Regions from separate parts of the Homo sapiens genome. Here region 1 is linked to region 2. A link is a loop called in an ENCODE intact Hi-C map of the cell type or tissue named here. Cell type or tissue: ovary. All regions are shown on one strand. Links, peaks and the distances in the headings refer to the core of each region. The heading gives the core; the rest is flanking DNA. Region 1 overlaps SMARCA4 (SWI/SNF related BAF chromatin remodeling complex subunit ATPase 4). Region 2 has its middle 8.6 kb from the start of TIMM29.

Region 1 (8,321 bases), core at 112-8,111, 83 kb before region 2:
TTGCAGAAGGAGCCAGTGTTTCATAGGCAAAGGAGAAGCCACTGGCAGCTGAGTCAGTGTGTCCTGACACAAGCCACCAGCCATCATAACCAGGGCTGGCCAGATGCCCTGGGGATCATGACCAGATCATGACCCGATGGTCAGAGCACGCTCTGCTCTGCCTGCCACGCTGCCGGCCTTGGACACCCAGTGGGGAATGCAGTTGGGGGACTCTGGGGCCCACCTTCTTGTCCTTCTCGGAGCCATCAGTCAGCAGCACGCCCTTGGCCTGCATGTGGCGGTAGAGCACTCGCTGCAGCGCAGACATGTCGCACTTGATGACGTACTCCACCTGCAGGGGACACATAATGCTCACGAGGGCCCAAGGTGGCTTGAGGCCTGACTCCCCCCATCCGAACCCAGCTCTGACCCCCTCGGCCCTGTCATATGAGCTCTGACCAGAGCACACTGGGGTGTGGGTGAGGAGACCCTCACAGCTGGGGAGAAGAGGGGAGACCTGGGCAATGAGAGGAAGCACCAGGCAGAGATACCAGAGGGTTACTGGGCCAGAAAGGGCCCCCCAGCCATCTTCTGGGGGCCTCTCTACAGCCAGCCAGGAAACAAAGAGCCAAGAGGGACAACTGCAGCCGGGGACCCCGAGTCCATGGGTCTTGCTGTGGGAACTGGGCCCAGGGGTGTGGCTGCAGCAGGCCTTGAAAACCCAGAGCCATGATGGGGGGCCGGGGGGCAACCCCAAGCCCACGGCCCCTCCTGATGTGGCCAGGAGAGCCCGCACAGGCACCTGGCCCCCTGACAGGAAGTGGGATTTTGTGCTCTAACCTATTGTGAGCTATGTGAGCCTATGAGTGCTTTTCAATCCCTACAACAGCAGCACAGGGCTTTACAGACCCAGTGGCGTCATCGCCACCCCCAAGCTGGATTGACCAGGGCAGGCCTGGGACTGTGGGGAGAGGCCCTGAGCACGCCCAGCCCTGGAGAAAGCCCCCACGTGAGGCTGCTTCACTGGTGGCTCCCCTCAAAACTCCATCACCTTTTCGGGCAACTGGGCCTCGACTTCCTTCTTGAGTCGTCGGAGCAAGAAGGGCCGCAGCACTTTGTGGAGACGCCGGATGATGAGAATGGTTTCCTCCTCATTCAGGTCCACCTGGAAGCCCCCAAGACAGGAGAAGCAAGCGTTACCTCCAAAGGAGGGCGACAGAGGTCTCACTAGAAGGTGCGGATGTGGGGACAGGGTGGACGGGGTCCCCTGGGGTGATCTTGCCCTTGGCACGTGGCTTTTCAGCCTGCTTTATGCTTTCTGGGAGCCAGGCAGGGCACCCTCTTCCTTAGGAAACTGTGAGGATCTGGTTCCCTCCATGTAATTCCTGGGACATGGAACCGCAGTACCCAGAGCACTCTGCTCCCTGTGCCTCACCAGAAAGACCCCCGGCAGCGGGCATGCTGCTTCTCCACGAGTAACACAAACTGGAGTGTCCACAGACCCACCCCACGCCAAGCTCATGCCAGGAGCGCTGCAGGGGCCAGGCTGACCACATGGGGCTTATAGCGGGTGATTCTCAGGGAGGGCTCTGCCACCGGGAGCCCCAAGGGACTCTCATTCAGCCTGGGTGGAACCAGGTGAAAGAAACCCTGACCTCCCACGGCGCCTACTCCTCTACTAATAATTAACTTTTAAAATGTTTTAATTAAAAAAGTTAAAGGAAAATGAGACGACGCCAAAACTTTTCTTCTATTGCTTCCCTGGCAATCCTTTGGCAGAGCTTTTGCTCGGCTCAGAAAGTGACAAAACTATAGCATCAGATCCTGGCCCTTAGTGTGGGGGTCCCGGGAGTCTAAAAATTGGGGACTCCTTTATCACGAGGCTTTGGGGAATGCCTCGGTTTCGCCATCAGAAGAGTCTCTGCCTTGACCAGCAGCCGAGAGGGCAGGGAACTCACGCATGAGGCCAGGAAGGCCCCAGCTGCCCTGGACCTGTCTAAGGTGGGAAGAAGGGGGTGGGCCCAGCCGTGCTGGGCAGGGCACTTCGAGGTAACCTCTGTAGTTCTGCCCACACTTCAGCATCTGGTTACTTAAACCCCTCAGCAGGAAACACAGTCTGTCCCACAGTTTCAACCTCCAACAGCAAGGAGCTCTAGGCTCAGGGATCAGTGCTGGTGTGGGACCACTCATCAATGATGATGCTGCCATGCCACAGTCTGGCTGATGGTGCCACCCAGACATTGAGACACACTGGCCACTGAGCTTTTTGAAAACAACGTAAGACAGAACCTGACCATGTGGCCCCGCTAACTGGAATCTTCCAAGTTTCCTTCCCACTGCCCTGAGGGTGAGTTCTGAGGGCACCTAAAGGGGCCTACAGCACGCTACAGCCTCTAGCTGTGCTCTCCACACGCTTGCGGTCCCACAGCTGCCTCAGGGCCATCTTCCTCACCATCCACTCTGCACCTGGAGCATAGGGTCAGAGACGCCCCGAGCATTCCGAGATTCACCACCATGACCTCTGCCCTGCTCCCCTGGGGCCCTTGTGGCTGCCCCAGCCTTGGGTTCCAGGGCTCCCCTGCTCCATGCAGATGCAGACTCTCACCAGGCACCCAGCACAGGCCCAGCCAGCTGTAGCTGGTGCTCAACACGTTCCAACCAGCAAAGCCAGCCGCACCTGGAACCGTCAGCATGGGCACAGCTGGGCAAACCCACCTTTTCCCCGGTCATGGCAAAGGGTGCGTTAAACCACTGCTCGAAGGTGCTGCAGCTCTTGAAGATGGTGGGCAGCAGGAAGTTGAGCAGCGCCCAGAGCTCGGGAAGCTTGTTCTGCAGCGGTGTGCCCGTCAGCAGCAGGCGGCGGGGTGCCACATAGTGCGTGTTGAGCACCTGCGTCAGCTTGCAGTGGTGGTTCTTCATGCGGTGACCTTCGTCCACAATCATGTACTTCCAACGGATCTGCGGGCCCCAGAGTGGGCAATCAGGGCAGGGGGCAGCAGGTGGCCCGGCACATGGGGAGAATCTCCCACTCTGCGCCCAGCAGCCAGGAAGGCTCCAGGTGGAAGAGCGCAGCTGGGTGGAGAGCACAGGCCTGACGTCCTGCCCCGGGGCTGACTCACCGAGTTGGAGCCACACAACGTAGCCTCTTGCAAGCCTTGGGCAGAGACAGGCCCGTGACCCCATGACTATTGGCAGGTGAACAATGCAAATTGCAAAAAAGCAATCTGGCTTCCCTGCAAAATCACACATATGAATCTACAGCACAGAAAAATGCCGAGCACGTTCTGGCAGAAGACACATCTTGCTGACTGGGGGACTTGTCCTGCTGGTGTGGAGGGTCTCAGGGGAACTGGGTTGGTGACGGTACATTTCTAATGAGCAGCCTGTGGTTCAGAATGTGGGCCCCATGGGGTAGGGGCCAGCGCCACTACATACAGGGCCATGCGGGTCGGGAGGGGGCGCAGTGGCCGCACTCAAAGAGCACTCCCACTGCAGGGTGATTACATCAACTGAGCCACTGGCAGGGGAGCACGGGGTTTCAGAGCCTGGTTCCTGTGCCTGCCAACGGCCTGGCTTTGTAAGGAGTCAGCAGGGGTGAGCCACAAAGGAGGCACCTGAAGCATGGACCTGAGGTAAGAGCCTGCACGTGGGATACCCAGCTCCCTGGGCCTCAGTTTCCTCCCTTGTTGGCTCCGGGATAAAGCACCCAGTCCTCGGAAGGCTGAGGCAGGAGAATCACTTGAACCCAGGAGGCAGAGGTTGTTGCAGTGAGCTGAGATCGCTCCACTGCACTCCAGCCTGGGTGACAGCTGTGAGACTCTGTCTCAATAAAAAAAAAAAAGAAGAGAAAAAGAAAAGAAAACACCCAGTTCACAGCCCCAGTATTCCAGTACTGTCACTCCAGCCATGCACTGAGAGGCGGAGCCACCCATAAACAGCTCCTCCATCCCCCCATACCTGGGTCAAGAACTCTACTGTTAGGCCAGACACAGTTGCCCAGTGCTTTGTGAGGCCAAGGCGAGAGGATTCCTTGAGGCCAGGAGTTTGAGACCAGCCTGGGCAGTACAGCAAGACCCCATCTCCATAAAAAATAAATTTAAAAAAGTTAGCTGGGAGTGGTGGCGCACACCTGTAGTCCCAGCTACTCAGGAGGGTGAGGTGGGAGGATCGCTTGAGGCCAGGAGGTCAGGCCTGCAGTGAGCTGTGATCACATCACTGCACTCCAGCATGGGCAACAGAGCGAGACTCGGTCTCAAAAAAAAAAAAACCAAAACGCAAAAAACTCTCTACTGTTCAACACTCACTCAGCTGGATGTTTAGGGGTGAGACCAGGTACATCTTTACCCCTCCTCAAATGAGGAACATGAGTTTTTGGAGGCAGAGGGCTATGTCTGTTTTCTATCTGGGCCGTATTCTCAGTCATGGCCACGCTGGGACTCCCTTCACAGTTTCGTCCCAGAAGAGGCTTCCAGGACAGTAGGACCCTCACAGAACAGCCCGAACCAGCTGCCCAAGGCCAGCAGGCAGTCATGGTATTTGGCCCTCGAGCTCTCCCCCACATGCTGAATCTCAGCCCATGGCCTGTGGTGAGAAGCCAGGGCCCCAGGGAGGGACGGCCAAGGCAATGAGACAGGAGGACAAGACTGGTCTGGCCAAGGCCCCATGGGGACTCTGTAGGCGGGTCAGGAGACGCCTTGGTGCTGAGGCTCTCTGGGCAGAAGGCCCGAGAGGAGGCAGAGCGCATGCTGTGTAGATGGCCCCAGCTTCTGGGCCTGACTCAGGGCCTGCCTGGAGACAGTTAGGGAGGTAAACCTGAGGTCGCCCCCACCTAGGCCTTTCCCCTACACAGGGCAGCTGTCTTCACGCACATGCAGGTGGGACTCCGGGAAGAAACTTGTAGGGGCTTTGGAGGAGACGGGCAGCGTGACCCACGTGTGAGCACTCGGCCCATGGCCTGGCATTTCCCACAGGGACACGTTACCTTGGCGAGGATGTGCTTGTCTTTGATGATGTACTCGTACGTCGTCAGCAAGACGTTGAACTTCCCACTCCGGAGCTGGGGGACAAAGGCCCGTCTTGCTGCTGGGGATCCCTGCAAGGGAAGCAGGATGCACAGCTCGGCTTTTGGAGCCGGGTGGCCAGGTGGCAAGAGGGGCACAGGCACCCCCTGCAACTGCCCAGTGACACGGCGGGAGGGCTCGTCCTCACAGGGGTAGTGGGGAAAGGGGCTGGCAGGGCCGCTGGCGCGTCCCCAGACCTCACCACGCAGAACACGCGCTGCAGGGGGAAGAGGAAGCAGTGCAGGCCAGCGGCGGCCGGGGCCTGAGGGAACCACGCAGCCTGCACCGCCATCTGCACATTCCTGGTGGCTGACAGGCTCCCCTCTTCCTGGGTCCCCATCTCAGGCGCCTGAGCTGGCCTCTGAGTGCTGGCCACCATGCTCACTCCTGTCTCCTCCCCAGTGAGCTAATCTGCCCTGTCCCTGCCCAGTCCAAACTCCCGGATCCATGTGACTGGAGTTCCAGGCTGTCCTGGAGACTCCATGCGACTGGAGACCCAGCATTCTCAGGTTCACTGTCCAGAGGTATGTGTGGACGTCCTGCCCACCACCGCCTGCACCTCCGTAGCAAGAGAGGAAACCTCAGTGGCTGTGACCTACCTTGTAAGACACCTTCACCACGGAGGGGGCCCACTTGTCAAACTCGTACGCCCAGTTGGACAGCGTTCTGATGGAACAAGGAAATGAGAGTCAAGTGCCGGTCTCTCATCAATGGCTCACTGTGCAAACCCATAGCCACTGGCTGTCAGGGGCGAGGCCAACATGGCCACAGCCCTCCGAGTGGGCAGAGAAACTGTGTTTAGGGCAGCTGAGGGAGGGAGGGAGGAAGAGAGACTGGCGAGGACGTGAAGGGCTCTGCCTCAGAGGACAGAAGGGAGGCCACTGGGAAAAGAGGGCAAGGCCCTTTAGAGTGAGAAGTAGGGACACAGAGATGTGATGGGGGACAGAAACAATGCTGCCAGGGCTGGGGAAGCCTGGACCTGCTGCCGGGAAAATGCAGCTTCAGAGCACAGGCTTCACGCCCAGAGCCAGGCTAGCAACAGTGCTGTGGAGACCTGAGGATATAGGAGACACCAAACAGTCTTTCTGCCACCCTCCAGCCACGGAAGGTTCCTGACTGTGAGAGAGAACGAGGACAGTGAGGGGCGAGGCGGGGCCTGGCTCAGGTGGCAGGCGGGAGGACAGGGATGGGAGGGAGCGGCAACTCGTGGCTGTTCCCCTGTGGGATGACCAGGGCTGGAATGAGGGAGGACATGGGGGCAGGCAGAATGCAGTGGGGAGGGGTGAGTCACCTGAGACCGACAGCCTAGAGACTGAGGAGAGGGTGGAGGCGGTAATAAAGCTGAGTCCCAAAGGGGACGGGCTCTGGGAGGAACTCTGGGGCAGGGAGTTTTCAGTGGGGGAGGGAAGCCACTCAGAAAGTCTAGACGGGGTGGTCCGTAAAGACAGGGCTCGAAGCTGGAGTCCCAGGGACTACTCGTGGTTTGCCCCCAAGCAGCTCCACGAGGGAGGTGCTGTGTCCACCATGAACCCATCTCCAGCCCCGCTGGAAGCCACAGCCAACCAGGCGGCACAGCCAATAGACAGAAGGACGCATGGCTGTGGTGAAGGCTGGGGAGAGTTCCTGAAGAAGCGTGGGGAGCAGAGGCTCAGCAGCCTTGCGCTTCTGCTGCCTTTTGCCCTGCCCACTCTCCTAGAACTCTTTCCTGCCCACTCTCCTGCATGAGGCGAGGGAGGCAGTGCAGCCGTCCTGCAACCATGAGGTAAGGAGCCTGAGGGTTGGAGTCACCCAAGAATGACTGGGCAGAAACCTGGGGGAGGCTGGGTCCCTGATGGCATCTTGGAGCCACCGGACCTGGCCCGTAGGGCCTGACCCTGTGCTTCCGCTGACTCAGGAACAGTGAAACCTCCCTGGAGTGATGGGGACAGTCAGCGCACCAAGGGAGAAGCCGGAGGTGTGCGGAGCATCTGCACTGGGAGGGAGAAGAGCCAGGAGCAAGGGTCAGGAGGGGACTGAGGGGACAGGTCCCAGAGACAGAGGTCCAAACGGAGGCAGGACAAGCAGCTCATGGCAGGAGGCAGCAATTCCCAGTGAGAGGGCCGGCACAGCCGGATGCCCATACGCCGTAAACATTTCCTAGCGCGCGGGCCCTCTTCTGGCCTGCAGGAGCTGGCGTTCCACAGCATGGACGCTTGCCCAGGTGGGGCGCAGTGGGAAAGACTGCAGGAGCACCCACCTCACAACCTCACTGAAGTAGGGGAAGAAGGTGACCTCTATCACCCTGGAAATGGAATCTGACTGCAATCTGGAGGTCTGAACACACAAGGAACTGGCCCCAAGGCCTGCGCTCTAGTGGCTCAAGATGCTTCCCGGAGGTACCGGCTCACTACTCTGAAACTGTTGTCCACGGAAGCTGAGAATGGGCGCACACACAGGGTGGAAGTGTGAGAAGGAACCTGTGGTCCTCACTCAGAGCCGCAGACAGTGGTATGAACTCACGTTCAGCTTAACACAGAAACAGATGCCGAGGCAGAGAAGGCCTTTTAGACGATACGTGCACAAAGCATCAGCACGCGCACATGAATCTCCTAGCACTGACCACTGAGAGGGCCCCAGGAGCAATGACACCCCAGAAGCAACAGGCCCATCCAGGACCCAGGTCTTGGTTCCCAAAACCATTCTGTAAGAAGGGAAACCAGGGCTCCTTGGAGAAATGGCTGATTTGAGGGAGTGGGCGGGAAATAGACTACATGAGCCTGCAGCATCTCTTGGTGCCAAAAAGCAAGAAAGTCCTCAAAATTCACCCGATGCTGGGGGCGTGTCAAAGGACAGAAGAGCCAACTGAAAGCACTCCCAGTGGCCAAAGCTGGATGGATTTGAGCCACAAAACAAAAAAAACCCAGCCACTGGTGCGTAGCCTGGAGTACTAAATAAATATCCGTGGGTCCATACTCATATTAACAAATGACTGAATACATAGAGAAGACACAATTCTTCCAGGGAGAATTCTCCCAGGCCAAATCTGAAAAAAACTGAAGCAACAAAATAAATAATATTTGTTCACGCCCACACTGATATAATAATTACCCAAACAAGCACATGGGGGAGACGGGAAAGCTCTTCCTAACGGTGGAATTCCAATTAATTTGTAGAGAAGAGCGGACAGAAACAGGTAACCATGTATTTGGCAACTCTCATGTAATTATTTTTTCAGGCAAGACTTATCTGACGTTTGCTGCTATAGTTTGGGTATCTGGCACCTCCAAACCTCATGCTGAAGTC
Region 2 (8,321 bases), core at 198-8,197:
GGGGAGGCTGAAGCAGGAGAATGGCCTGAACCCGGGAGGCGGAGCTTGCAGTGAGCCGAGATCCTGCCACTGCCCTCCAGCTTGGGCGCCAGAGCGAGACTCCATCTCAAAAAAAAAAAAAAAAGCTCCATAGGTACCTACCCTGTGTTCACTTTATCTTATGGAAAGTGACCATTTACTGGGCGCCAGACGAATACATAATTGACTATCCCCCTACCTGCTCCTTTTCTGTAGGAATATGTGAATTACATATGGATACATTTGGGATACATTACATATATGGATTTTATTACACATGGACACATTACTCTCCCATTTGCCCTCCAGCCCACTTTTCCCCTTTAAATACTGAAGCCCTCAAAATAATTTTTGGAGAAAGACACAGATTATGAACTGTGTCCGTGATTCTATGTTTCGTTCTTTTTCTCTTTTTCTTTTCTTTCCTTCCTTTCCTTTCCTTTCCCTCCCTCCCTGCCCCACTCCTCCCTCTCTCCCTCCCTGCCTCCCTCTGTCTCTCTCTGTCTCTCTGTCTCTTTCTGTCCCTCTGTTGCCCAGGCTGGAGTGCAGTGGTGCACAGCGATTCTCCTGCCTCAGCCTCCTTAGTAGCTGGGATTACAGGTGCCCACGACCGCGCCCGGCTAATTTTTGTATTTTTAGTAGAGATGGGGTTTCACCATGTTGGCCAGGCTGGTCTCAAACTCCTGACCTCGGGTTATCTGCTCGCCTTGGCCTCCCAAAACGCTGGGATTACAGGTGTAAACTACTGCACCTGGCCCTGTGTTTATTTCTTCCAGGCATGTCCTAAACCTTGGCAAAATGAATTTCTAATTTGATGGAGACCTGTCTCAGATACTTCAGATACTATTCATTTTCAAATAATGAATAGCTATTCATAATCATCACTGTGGGCCAGGCATGGTGGCTCACACCTATAATCCCAGCACTTTGGGAGGCCGAGGCAGGCAGATCACGAGGTCAAGAGATCGAGACCATCCTGGCCAACATGCTGAAACTCCGTCTCTACTAAAAGTACAAAAATTAGCTGGGCATGGTGGCATGCACCTCTAGTTCCAGCTACTTGGGAGGCTGAGGCAGGAGAATCGCTTGAACTTGGGAGGTGGAGTTTGCAGTAAGCCAAGACTGCGCCACTACACTCCATCCTGGCAACAGAGCGAGGCTCCATCTCAAAAAAAAAAAAAAGAAAAAGAAAAAGAAATTGTCACTGTGGCCTGCCACAACATGGGAAAGGAACACAGCATCCTTGTGGCTGCCCTGAGGGAAACCTCAAAAGGCAAGTCAAGGATGTCTTCTGTAGATGGCTGTGAATTCCCCAGAAACTCCTTCTGGTAGGACATGATTGTGAACCAATGTTCTCTGAAAAGGAATTTGGAGGGAATAGATTGTATTCCAGTCAACAGTTTGCAAACTGAAGAGACACAGTATTTGGTGTAAAATGAAGGTGCATTCCAGAGAACAAAGGGAGGGTTCAGGTTTTTTTTTTTTTTTTTTTTTTTTTTTTTTTTTTTTTTTTTTTTTGTGAGACAGTCTGGCTCTGTCACCCTGGCTGGAGTGCAGTGGCGCAATCTGAGCTCACTGCAACCTCTGCCTCCTGGGTTGAAGCAATTCTCCTGCCTTAGCCTCCCGAGGGTTCAGGTATTATAGCAAAAATTCCAGCCCAGGTTCCCACTCAAGTCTGTTTATGCAAATCAGGGAGTCAAACTTGCCTAGTTTTTACTGGTTGACACATCTGAGTTCTGACTGATTGGTCCAGGAGACCTCTGAATGTCCAAAAGTTAAAACGGAGGCGTGAGTTTTGGGGCAACTCAGAATACATGTGTGACCTCTATTCAGCAAATGGTTGCTTGGGTGTACTTAAAATTGAAGCCCAGTCTGCCACTCCAGATCCATCTTGAAGGACTGGCTCTTTCAGGTTTTTATTTGTTCACCTGGTGAATCAGTAACAGGAAATGTGAAATGCCTGTGGCTCACCAGCTATAAATAAGATTGCAAGAACAAAAGAACTGGCTTCTTTGTACAGCTATTAATGAAACGATTGACCTGGGCACCCATCAGAAGTGATAAAATTGGGCCGGGCACAGTGGCTCATGCCTGTAATCCCAGCACTTTGGGAAGGTGAGGCGGGTGGATCACTTGAGGTCAGGAGTTTGAGACCAGCCTGACCAACATGGTGAAACCCTGTCTCTAATAAAAATACAAAAATTAGCCGGGCGTGGTGGCAGGTGCCTGTAATCCCAGCTACTCAGGAGGCTGAGGCAGGAGAATCACTTGAACTCGGCATGGGGAGGTTATACTGAGCTGAGATCACGCCACTGCACTCCAGCCTGGGCGACAGAGTGAGACTCTGTCTCAGAAAAAAAAAAAAAGTGGTTTTCTGCAACACATCAAAAGTGTATGCATAGGGGGCACTCTTCTAGGTTAAAAGAGACTTAAGAGGCCGGGCATGGTGTCTCAGGCCTGTAATCCCAGCACTTTGGGACGCCAAGGCGGGTGGATCACGAGGTCAGGAGATCAAGACCATCCTGCCTAACATGGTGAAACCCCATCTCTACTAAAAATACAAAAAAAAAAAAAATTAGCCGGGTGTGGTGGTGGGAGCCTGTAGTCCCAGCTATTCGGGAGGCTGAGGCAGGAGAATGGTGTGAACCTGGGAGGTGGAGGTTGCAGTGAGCCGAGATCGCACCACTGCACTCCAGCCTGGGCTACAGAGCAAGACTCTGTCTCAAAAAGAAAAAAAAAAGGACTTAAGGTTGGGCGCAGTGGCTCATGCCTGTAATCCCAGCATTTTGGAAGGCCGAGGAGGGAGGATCACCTGAGGTCAGGAGTTCAAGACCAGCCTGGCCAATGTGGCAAAACCTCATCTCTACTGAAAATACAAAAATTAGCCGGGTATGGTGGTGGGTGCCTGTAATCTCAGCTACTCAAAAGGCTGAGGCAGGGAGAATCACTTGAAGCCAGGAGGCGGAGGATGCAATGAGGTGAGATTGTGCCACTGTACTCCAGTCTGAACGACAGAGCGAGACTCCGTCTTAAAAAAGAGAGACTGAAAAATCACAACAACGAAATACAGTATGTGAACTTTGTTTGGATCATGAATCAAACAAACCAAGTGTAAAAGGACACTTTTGAGATCCTCAGGGAAATGTAATATCAGATGATACCAAATAATAATTGTGGACTTTGATAGGTGTGATAATGGTAGTGTCATGATATAAGAAAATGAAATTATAGGCCAGACGTGGTGGCTCACACCTGTAATCCAAACACTTTGGGGGGCCAAAGGGGGCAGATAACCTGAGGTCAGGAATTCGAGACCAGCCTGACCAATATGGTGAAACCTCTGTCTCTACTAAAAATACAAAAACTAGCTGGGCGTGGTGGCGTGCACCTGTAGTCCCAGCTACTCAGGAGACTGAGACAGGAGAATTGCTTGAACCTGGGAGGTTGCAGTGAGTCGAGATCATGCCACTGCACTCCAGCCTGGGCAACAGAGCGAGAATCTGTCTCAAAAAAAAAAAAAAAAAAAGGAAGAAAGAAAATGAAATTATAGGGGTAATATGACAGGATATCTGGGATTTGCTTTAAAATACTTCGGTTGTCAACGGTAAAGTTTGGGACCAAAAAAAAAAAACAAAGAACTTCTGTTGGCTGGGTGTGGTGGTTCACGTCTATAATCCCACCACTTTGAGAAGCTGAGGCAGGATCATTGCTTGAGGCCAGGAGTTCGAGATCAGCGTGGTCAACTGCAGCCTCAACTTCTCTAACTTAGGTGATCCTCCCACCTCAGCCTCCCAAGTAGCTGGGACTACAGGCACGCACCACCACATCTGGCTAGTTTTTGTATTTTTTTGTAGAGACAGAGTCTCACTGTGTTGCCCAGACTGGTCTTGAACTTCTAGGCTCAAGCAATCTGCCCCTCTCGGCCTCACAAAGTGCTGAGATTACAGGTGTGAGCCAGGGCACCCCCAGCCCATCTTACACATATTGACCGATGTCTCATGTCTCACTAAAATGTATAAAAGCAAACTATGCCCCAACCACCTTGGGTACATGTTCTCAGGATCTCCTGAGGGCTGTGTCCCAGGCCATTGGTTACTCATATTTGGCTCAGAATAAATCTCTTCAGATATTTTCGGAGTCTGGGCCAGGCGCGGTGGCTCACGCCTGTAATCCCAGTACTTTGGGAGGCCGAAGTGGGTGGATCAGCTGAGGTTGGGAGTTTGATAGCAGCCTCACCAACATGGAGAAACCCCGTCTCTACTAAAAATACAAAAAATTAGCCGGGCATGGTGGCTCATGCCTGTAATCCCAGCTACTTGGGAGGCTGAGGCAGGAGAATCGCTTGAACCCGGGAGGCAGAGGTTGCGGTGAGCCAAGATCGTGCCATTGCACTCCAGCCTGGGCAACAAGAGCAAAACTCCGTCTCAAAACAAAACAAAACAAAAAAAAAAACAAAAAAAGATTCAGAGTCTGACTCTTTTTGTGGACATAAGTAGGTAAAGGTGCAGGTTCCAGAGATGAAGGTGGCCCCTCCGTGGGGCCTCGACTTCTGCCATCATCTATCCAATTCCAAGGCACAGTAAACTGGTGCAAGTGGAAGCTGCACGACCTCCACTTGCTGCTGCCCGCGGACAAAAGGAACCTGCGTTGAGCCATTCCATGGGGGCTAAGTAAGGCAGGATGGAATCAGCTACGTTCTGTCTCCGAACTAAGTCTCTGATGCCCTCTGCTGGTCTTTCTAATCACAACAGTGGGAAAGATACTTTTTTTTTTTTTTTTAAGACGGAGTCTTGCTCTGTCTCCCAGGCTGGAGTGCAATGGCACCATCTTGGCTCACGGCAACCTCCGTCTTCCAGGTTCAAGTGATTCTCCTGCCTCAGCCTCCTGAGTAGCTGGGATTACAGGCGCCCACCACCATGCCCGGCTAATTTTTGTATTTTTAGTAGAGACAGGGTTTCGTCATGTTGGTCAGGCTGGTCTCCAACTCCTGACTTCAGGTGATCCTCCCATCTCGGTCTCCCAAAGTGCTTGGATTACAGGCGTGAGCCACCACGCTCGGCCGAAAAGTACTTTTCAAAGGACGTGCTGGAGGGCAACTCCTGGGCTAGCCTGGAAAGCGGAAATAATTAAAGCTAACCAAGAATCCAAGAATATTTTATTTCCTTGGGAGGCTGAGGCAGGAAAATCACTTGAGCCCAGGAGTTTGAGATCAGCCTGGGCAACACAGTGAGATCTCATCTCTACAAATAACTTAAAAAATTAGCCGGTGTGGTGGTGTGTGTCTGTGGTCCCAGCAGCTTGGGAGGCTGAGGTGGGAGGATTGCTTGAATCCAAGAGGTCGAGGCTGCAATGGGTCGTTAATGCACTCCAGCCTGGGTGACACAGCGAGACCCTATCTCCAAACTGCTCCCCCCCGCCCCCGCCTTTTTTTTCAAGGGAGAACTCAGGCCGGGTGCAGTGATGCACACTTGTAATCCAGCACTTTGGGAGGCCGAGGTGGGAAGATCATTTGAATTCAGGAGTTCGAGAACAGCCTGGGTGACATAGCGAAACCCTGTCTCTACAAAAAAAATACACAAAAGTTAGCTGGGCATGGTGGTGCACACCTGTAGTCCCAGCTACTTGAGAGCCTGAGGTGGGTGGACAGCTTGAGTCCAGGGAGGTCGAGGTTGCAGTGAGCTGAGATTGCATCACTGCACTCCAGCCTGGGAGAGAGAGTGAGACCGTCCCTGAAAACAAGGTGTGGGGGAGAACTCAGAAATGTTCATATTAGATTCGGCTGTCACTTGGATCTGAGAAAGAAGCGTGCCTTGGCTCTATCCTATCAGACATTGGGCCCTCCCTACATGGTGGCCCTGCACCACTAGGCAGGGTGCATCAGCCCCTCCACAACCACTTAGGAAGGTCACAGCATGGATTCGGAGCCATAATCTTCCCTGCACAGCCGCACCACAGACTGTGAATGCCTACTCTGTACCAAGTGCTTTAGTGGGCTTTTAAATTTTTCTGACAAGCCCACACTTAGAGATAAGGAGCCCAAAGCATGGAGAAGTGACTTCACTCACAAAGCAAGGAAGTGTAAAAGCTGAGTTCCAAATCCTGGCTTTAAAGCCCACTTATGCCTCCTGTCCTCTGCCTTACACCAGAGCATGGGCTGAAGTACAGTGAGACCTCTGGGAAAAGCTGACCCTCTGCCCAAAGCCAAGACACAAAGCCTTCAGGCTGCCCAAGCTCCACAATTCCTACCAACAGCGCCGACCACTGCCCTCAGCTTCAAGCTCCCAGCAGCTTCAGATGATCTTCCTGGAACACACCCTGGCGAGAAGTCAAAAGTGGCATTTAATAACTGACTCAAGCAATGATGGTGTGGACCCTTTCCAATACTTCTGATCAATGAGAAACAAGTGTCTTTGATGACACCTTAAAACCCTTCCCTGAAGTTGGCTAATGTCTAACAGAGGGCAGATTTGGGGACAGAGATTTTTGGCAGGTAATGGTGTAGAGATAGCATTTAGTTAGTATCATCTCGACGTCTTTTGTTTCCTTTCATTTTTGGGGGTTAGAGGGGAGATAGTGTCTCACTCTGTGGCCCAGGATGGAGTGCAGCGGCATGACCAAGCTCATTGCAGCCTCAAACTCCTGGGCTCAAGGGATCCTCTCACCTCAGCCTCACAAGTAGCTGGGACCACAGGCACACACCGTCTCACTTGGCTATTTTTTTTTTAATTATTATTTATTTATTTATTGGGACGGAGTTTTGCTCTTGTTGCCCAGGCTGGAGTGCAATGGCATGATCTCGGCTCACTCCCGAGTAGCTGGGATTACAGGTGCTTGCCACCATGCCCGGTTAATTTTTTGTATTTTTAATAGACACGGGGTTTTACCATGTTGCCCATGCTGGTCTTGAACTCCTAACTTCAGGTGACCCACTCGTCTTGGCCTCCCAAAGTGCTGGGATTACAGATGTGAGCCACCACACCTGGCCTATTTTTATTTTTAGTAGAGACGAGGTGTTGCTATGTTATCCAGGCTGTGTCTTTTGGTTTTATTGCATTTCTTTTTTATATATGTATTTCTTTTTTTCTTTTTTCTTTTTTTTTTTTTTTGAGAGGGAGTTTTGCTGTTGTTGCCCAGGCTGGAGTGCAATGGCACGATCTCAGCTCATCACAACCTCCCGGGTTCAAGCGATTCTCCTGCCTCAGCCTCCTCAGTGGCTGGAATTACAGGCATGTGCCACCACGCCTGGCTAATTTCGTACTTTTAGTAGAGATGGGGTTTCTCCATGTTGGTCAGGCTGGTCTCGAACTCCCAACCTCAGATGATCTGCCCACCTCGGCCTCCCAAAGTGTTGGGATTATAGGCGTGAGCCACTGCACCCAGCCTATATATGTCTGGTTTTTTTTTTTGTTTTTTTTTTTTCTGAGACAAGTCTCACTCTGTCGCCCAAGCTGGAGTGCAGTGGCTCGATCTCCGCTCACTGCAAGCTCCGCCTCCCGGGTTCACGCCATTCTCCTGCCTCAGCCTCCCGAGTAGCTGGGACTACAGGCACCTGCCACCACGCCCGGCTAATTTTTTAAATATTTTTAGTAGAGACGGGGTTTCACTGTGTTAGCCAGGATGGTCTCGATCTTCTGACCTTGTGATCTGCCCGCCTCGGCCTCCCAAAGTGCTGGGATTACAGGCGTGAGCCACCACGCCCGGCTTTATATATGTATTTCTATATCCAATTTTTATTTATGGCAACTGATAGCAGTATTTAACTATTTCTGACAAGAATTATTAGGATCAAAGTCCACAAGTTTGAGGATTAAGTCACAGAGCTGGGAGTTACAGTTCGAATCTTGGTCCTGCCACAGCCTTGGAAAAATAAATTTTCTGAACCTCAGCTTTTCCTCTGTAAAAGTGAGATGCTGACTTAAACCAACACCTGTTCAACCCACTGATTATGAATGCAAGGGTCAAATGCCAAAATTTGAAAGTAGCAAACACACAAAAACAAGTATCACAAACAAAGATAGTTGTTTTACCACCTGGTTTTATTAACTTGCCACAGGCCCCTGAGGTAGCATCACTCCCTTAATACTTCAGTTTTATGTTATTTATTTTTTCTCTTTTTTTTTTTTTGTGTGACGGAGTCTCACTCTGTTGCCCAGACTGGAACGCAGTGGCGTGATCTCGGCTCACTGCAACCTCCACCTCCCGGGTTCAAGTGATTCTCCTGCCTCAGTCTCCCAAGTAGCTGGGATTACAGGCGTGCGCCACCACGCCCAGCTAATTTTTGTTAGACGGGGTTTCACCATGTT

Evidence for each region. Peaks named below come from ENCODE experiments on the same cell type or tissue, not always from the same donor. Only the 100,000 strongest peaks of a DNase experiment are listed, where the experiment ranks them.
Region 1: it touches region 2 in a loop (2.7-fold over the local background); 29 of 110 quality-filtered maps call a loop at or near these places.

The regions. Positions count from the first base shown.
Region 1 is chr19:11,016,341-11,024,661 of GRCh38, reverse strand. SMARCA4 (SWI/SNF related BAF chromatin remodeling complex subunit ATPase 4) reads right to left here. Exons shown (of 35, transcript NM_003072.5): 17 at 5,639-5,705; 18 at 4,961-5,071; 19 at 2,695-2,937; 20 at 1,031-1,144; 21 at 224-331. Among named protein-coding and RNA genes, the nearest start is that of SMARCA4, 59 kb to the right of the region's middle. In ovary, for the core only: no CTCF peak of the experiment used is centred there; DNase peaks (open chromatin) are centred at 281 and 4,665.
Region 2 is chr19:10,933,248-10,941,568 of GRCh38, reverse strand. No RefSeq gene overlaps it. Among named protein-coding and RNA genes, the nearest start is that of TIMM29, 8.6 kb to the right of the region's middle. RefSeq lists an enhancer at 3,735-4,234 and a silencer at 5,164-5,495. In ovary, for the core only: a CTCF peak has its summit at 4,743 (motif pointing left); a DNase peak (open chromatin) is centred at 4,657; H3K4me3 peaks cover 254 bases.